Linked DNA regions of Homo sapiens: region 1 is linked to region 2. Evidence: chromatin contacts called from ENCODE Hi-C or POLR2A ChIA-PET data. All regions are on one chromosome and are shown on one strand. The core of a region is the stretch at or near the end of the contact, and the rest is flanking DNA. Distances in the headings are between cores, read along the strand shown.

What was found. Hi-C counts contacts between places; a loop is a spot of excess contacts on that map. ChIA-PET counts read pairs that join two places held with the same protein, here RNA polymerase II (POLR2A). Pooled maps may share reads with other maps.
Region 1: a pooled map shows a loop between it and region 2 (2.1-fold over the local background). The contact joins two enhancer-like sites. A Hi-C loop is called at or near these places in 1 of 50 pooled maps. POLR2A ChIA-PET finds 5 or more read pairs at or near these places in 2 of 52 experiments (GM12878 and K562).

What each region holds. Positions count from the first base shown.
Region 1 is chr11:120,546,661-120,549,360 of GRCh38, forward strand. All of the region lies in intron 1 of GRIK4 (glutamate ionotropic receptor kainate type subunit 4), which reads left to right. Among named protein-coding and RNA genes, the nearest start is that of GRIK4, 36 kb to the left of the region's middle. RefSeq lists an enhancer at 1,279-2,024. Within about 2 kb of position 1,336, at least 17 of the 41 ENCODE cell types and tissues checked have a DNase peak (open chromatin) inside an H3K27ac peak, as active enhancers do.
Region 2 is chr11:120,430,965-120,433,664 of GRCh38, forward strand. It overlaps ARHGEF12 (Rho guanine nucleotide exchange factor 12), which reads left to right. Exons shown (of 41, transcript NM_015313.3): 11 at 807-947. Among named protein-coding and RNA genes, the nearest start is that of GRIK4, 79 kb to the right of the region's middle. Within about 2 kb of position 1,272, at least 9 of the 41 ENCODE cell types and tissues checked have a DNase peak (open chromatin) inside an H3K27ac peak, as active enhancers do.

The DNA.
Region 1 (2,700 bases), core at 86-2,585, 120 kb after region 2:
GTATGTGGAGAGGACCTGGGACATGCTTCTGGCTCAGCTCCCTCATTAGCCTTGAGTTATTTAGTATGTCACTCCCGTTCCTGAGTCACACATGCTCCGCCCACCTCCTGAAGTCCCCTCCCACTGTGTGGCTACTAGGAGTAAGGATGGAATTTGTGGGGAACTTCAGGCCCAGAACTGGGCATGAAATGGAAATGCAAGATGATGATTCATAATTTTGCTAGAGAAACCAAATACGGCTTTGCTTCCTCTCTAATCCCAACAGGTTCTGGGGCTGAGCGCAGCTTAAGAACAGCAAGGTCGGGGGGTTGGCATTGCCTGACTGTCCAGCTTAAGCCTCGTGCATGCAGAGCTCCACGTACCTCCCCGGCACCCTGCCCCTTGGGCTCTGGCAGCGCTTCCTCCACATTCTCCTGTCTTGTGTGCCTCAGTTCCTTTGCGTGGACAGTCCCTTCGACTTGAAGTCCCCTTCCCTCTCTTCCCTCCACTCATCCTCAGGAGCCAGCTCAGTGGCCATTCCTTCCACAGTGCCTCTCCTGGGAGCCTGTCCTGGACACACTCACCCTTCTCTCTGCCTCCAGGGTACCCTGGGCACTCCTCTATCGTGGCTCTTGGCATCTTAGATTTTGAGCTCCCAAAGGCCAGAGACCTTGCCTTGGGCATCTGTGGATGTCTCGCCCCTAGCACGCAGTGACCTCAGCCAGTGGGCGAGTGTCTGCACGAGCGGAGTACAGAGGGATGAGTGAATAGCGTGGTGAGATGGAGCTGGGCTCCTTTAGACTCTGGTCGGCGGTGACCACATGCTCACACAGGCATAAAATCTCACCGACACCTTCAAGGCAGCAGTCAGATAAGGGGAGGGAGGAAGGTGTTTGAGGGGTTGGCACCAGAGGAGCCAAGCAGGGAAGGCTTCTTGTTTCCAGACATTCAGGGATTTTTTTTTTTTGTCCTGACATAAACACTTGGTTTTTCCATGGAAACGTCTGACATGGGAAATCAGAAAATCTTTCTTAGGGAGGGACCAGACATTACATGAGCTTGTCATCATTATTTTTTAATTAAAAGACAGCAACTGCCTAGTGTTTGGTAAATTCAGGCCCCTCCCCATGGGTCTACTAATATGCTGAAATCTGGGTTTAATGTGCTGAATTTATTTTTTATAAGAATCTGTTACTGAACCTGCTCAGTGGAAAGAGCCCTGTTAGAGCTTTAAGAACTCATTAGCGGGATAAATATGCCGGGTATGAGGGGAGTCTGCAGCCCAGGGCTGCTGGGTACCTGCCAGGGTGGGCGGAGCTGCCCGGCCTGTGACTCAGAGGGTGGCTGTGGGAGGGCACACATGGGAACTGCTGTCCACAGGGTGAAGGACGCTGGGAGAATGCATGCATGGGCAGCCTGCCTGAAGCCTGTGTGTGACAGTGATCAGCTGTTACTGGCGCTGGTAGGTGACTCAGCCCGAATCAATTGCAGGCCTGCTGGACTCTGAGGCCCACGCTGTCTCCCTTGTGCTGCCTGGCACCCAGGGGCTCTCGAAGTATGAAAATAGACACCATGCATGACACGTGATAAGTACTGGGTACAGCAGGAGTAGGACCCAGTGCCATGGATGCTTAGTGAGGGGTCCTGAATTCTGATTTGGGGGTGGGGTAGTCAAGGATGCACAGGGGCCATGTGGGCAGAGGCTCACTTACGAAGTAGATTGTGCAAGTGGAGACGTAGGGCAAAGAGGCAAGGGGATTGCAAGCAGAGGGGATGGCCCCAGCAAAGGCATGGTGGCCTGGAGACAAGGGGTGTGGTCAGAGAAGTGCAGGGTGTCTTGCTCAGCTGGCCATCAGCTTGCAGGAGGAGCGGGAGGAGATGAGGCTACAGAGGCACCTCGGTCCCCACAGCCTTGCTGAGGGATTCAGACTTCCTCTTCTAAGCACTGGGTTTTAAGAGAGTGAATGGCCCGACATGATCCTTTTGACATTTTGGGAAGAGACCTCTGGTGGCAGCTGGGAGGATTTTGGACAGGGAAGATTTCTGTGCCCTGTATGACAGTTCCAGAGCAAACACCCCAGAGCAGAGGCACATCTGTCTGTGGGGCTGCCTACCCCAGCTCCGAGACCCCTTCATTTTACACACAAAACCCTGAAATCCCAAGAGGTGAAGTAATCCATCACACTCGCTCAGCAGAAGGGGCCGAATCTGCAGGGTAGAGAGGGCTGTCTTGCACAGGAGGGCACTTCTGCTCAGGGCATATGTTCCCTGTGAGAATCTGAGACCATACGGTGCCTGTCTGATGTGTGGGCCTGGCTTGGCCTCAGGCAGGCTTGACCTAGCTCCAGGCAGGCCCAGGACACAGCACCTCGTGCATGACCAGGTTTCCCCTCTTCCTGGCTTTGTCATCCCAGGCAGCTGTGGTATGAAGGGGGCTCTGAAGGATGCCTGTTTCCTGGCTGTTTTTTTTTTTCACTGAGACAGAGTCTTGCCTTGTTGCCCAGGCTGGAGTGCAGTGGCGTGATCTCAGCTCACTGCAACCTCTGCTTCCTGGGTTCAAGCAATTCTACTGCCTCAGCCTCCCAAGTAGCTGGGATTACAGGCACACGCCACTACACCTGGCTAATTTTTGTATATATTTTTTTTTAAGTAAAGTCGGGCTTTCACCATGTTGGCCAGGCTGGTCTCAAACTCTTGACCTCATGATGCACCCACCTTGGA
Region 2 (2,700 bases), core at 22-2,521:
TATTCTTACCCTGTTTGGACAGCAATCTAAATGCTTATAACCTGGCCAGGCGCAGTGGCTCACACCTGTAATCCCAGCACTTTGGGAGGCCGAGGCGGGCAGATCATCTGAGGTCGGGAGTTTGAGACCATCCTGGCCAACATGGTGAAACTCCGACTCTACTAAAAATAAAAAAATTAGACAAGCTTGGTGGTGCATGCCTGTAATCCCAGCTACTCGGGAGGCTGAGGCAGGAGAATGGCTTGAACCATGGAGGCGGAGGTTACAGTGAGCCGAGATCCTGCCACTACACTCCAGCCTGGGTGACAGAGCAAGACTCCATCTCAAATTAAATAAATAAATAAATGCTTATAACCTGATCTAAATGCTTATAATAATTTATGTTATAGTATTATGTCCTAGAATTGGCCATTGATTGACACTCTGAAGCATTGGAAGGTAGTTAACAAGAAACTATAGGGTAATAACCTTTATTAATGGGCAGACAATATAAATTATATAAATATAAATTACATAAATTAACAAACCATTTTATCTTTTTGCTATATTTAGAAGTTTGAACTTACATTCTTTTTACCAAAATATCACTTGCCCTGTCTTTAAGGTCATGACATTTTAGAATACCGGAATTAGTAGTTATTTATGGATTTTACTCGTAGAATTTTAAACATACTTGAGCATATCAGAATGTCCAACTTTTAGTAGTCTCCATGTAGATTGTAGTACCACTATTTCTTTATGCAGCAAGTAATGAAAGTTTTCTTTTATGTGTTTGTGTGCGCGTGTTTTTCTTTCATCTGTTTTAGGATGGAGCTGTAGTTACACCCTCCAGACCTTTAGGGGACACCCTAACAGTCAGTGAGGCAGAAACAGATCCTGGAGATGTACTGGGCAGGACTGACTGTAGCAGTGGAGATGCTTCTCGGCCCAGTAGTGACAATGCAGATGTAAGCTTTCAGTTTTCTAAATCTTTTTTCTTCTGTATTCTTCTTTACAGCCCCTTTCTAGATTTGATTTTAAGTGATGTGAATTAGAGGTGTCTTAGCACTTTTTACCATCCCCATTTTTAATGTACCAATTTGATAAACAGAAATCTGGTTACTGTTATATATAAGCTTTTAATTCCAGAGTTCACTTTTTCCCTTGAACACCCATTGCCAACTGTTTCTTTTACAGGGATGGAATTTCCCAGCAGGCATCTTGTTCGTGGGTAGAGAAGTTACTAATGCCAGTGCATTTTTACTGAACCGAGAGACCAACTGTTGATATCTTTAAGAGCATGTTAATATTCCATTTGTGGTCAGAGTGACTCAGTCTTGAATCATGGGGCACTTTGCCATTACCAAGAGGAAAAACCTCAGTCCTGTTAGATAGGCTTCAGTTAATAGCCCAGGTTTAGTGACAGCACTTTCTTGATTAACCCAGAAACTGCCAGATGAACATGACTATCTGTTAAGATGATAATAAAACATTTTAAGCTGAATATGATGTAACACCATAGACATATGAATACCTAAAAGCTAAGTTCAGTATTACTTACCCAGCAATACTTTGTAAATTGTATGCAGTGGTAGGAATAATGACTTAAATGTAGATCACCCTCTTTAAAAGTGATGAGGGAAGAAGTCTGAACGAATGTTTTGTAATTGTGGGTCATGAAATCAATTTTGTGGGTTGTATTTCTTTTTTAAAAAAAGAATAGGAAATACAGTGCTTTGCATATAGAAGAGGTGTCACTTCTTGGGACTTTTGTTACATATACACACATCTACTATTTAACAATGTGAAGTTTCTCTCTTATTGAAGGTTGTTGTTGGGGGATTGTTTTGTTTTGTTGTTTTTTAAAAAGGAAGCCGTGGTCTAAGCCATCATTCAGGCTATCTCTTGAGGCTTAGGCCCAATGACCCAGTTCCTCATGCAAAAAACAAACTGAGGATTTGTGGGTTTTTTGTTTTGTTTTGTTTTGTTTTTTAAGGTAGTGATAGGAGTCTTGTGATTGGGTTAGCTAAAGGTTTTAATGGAAAATTTCAATTTGGGCTCAAGGAAAAAATGGTAGTCACTAATATTTGTTGGGTATATGTCCCATACACGGTGATAAGGTTTTATGTTCCTTAGTTAATTCTCAAAACAGCCTTATGAAGTAGTACTGTTGTTACTGTAACTTTACAAAAGAAAAAATTGAGGCCAAAGGGAGTTAACTAACTTTCCAAACTTATTCAGGCAATAGGTGATCTACTTCCACCTAGCTCCAAAATACCAGTAATCGAAATATAAACAAAAGCACTGAGGTTTGAAAATGCGTAACATTTTGAGAGAGCAGTGAGAATTTTAGGGCAACCTGGCATATTAGGGTTATAGATGGAATGGCTAGAGATTATCTTAGAAGCCAAATCATGAATCCAGGTTATAAAGGGCTTCAACTTGTTCTAGCAGTACATACCGCTTTTGGGAATGCTTTTCGTACTCTTCTTTTTGTTTTAGTAATGCGTCTCCTCGCTGTTTTCATGGCTTGTCCCTACCATGAGATGGGAAGTTCCTTGAGAGCAGAGGGACTGTCTTGTCTGACTTTATGTTTCCAAAGTGTAGCAAATTGTAGGCATTCAGAGCAAATGATACGAATGAGAAATTTGAATTTTATCTTGTATTTAGAGGAATGTTACAATAAAACATGTGACTTAGAAATATAACCTTATAAAAGAG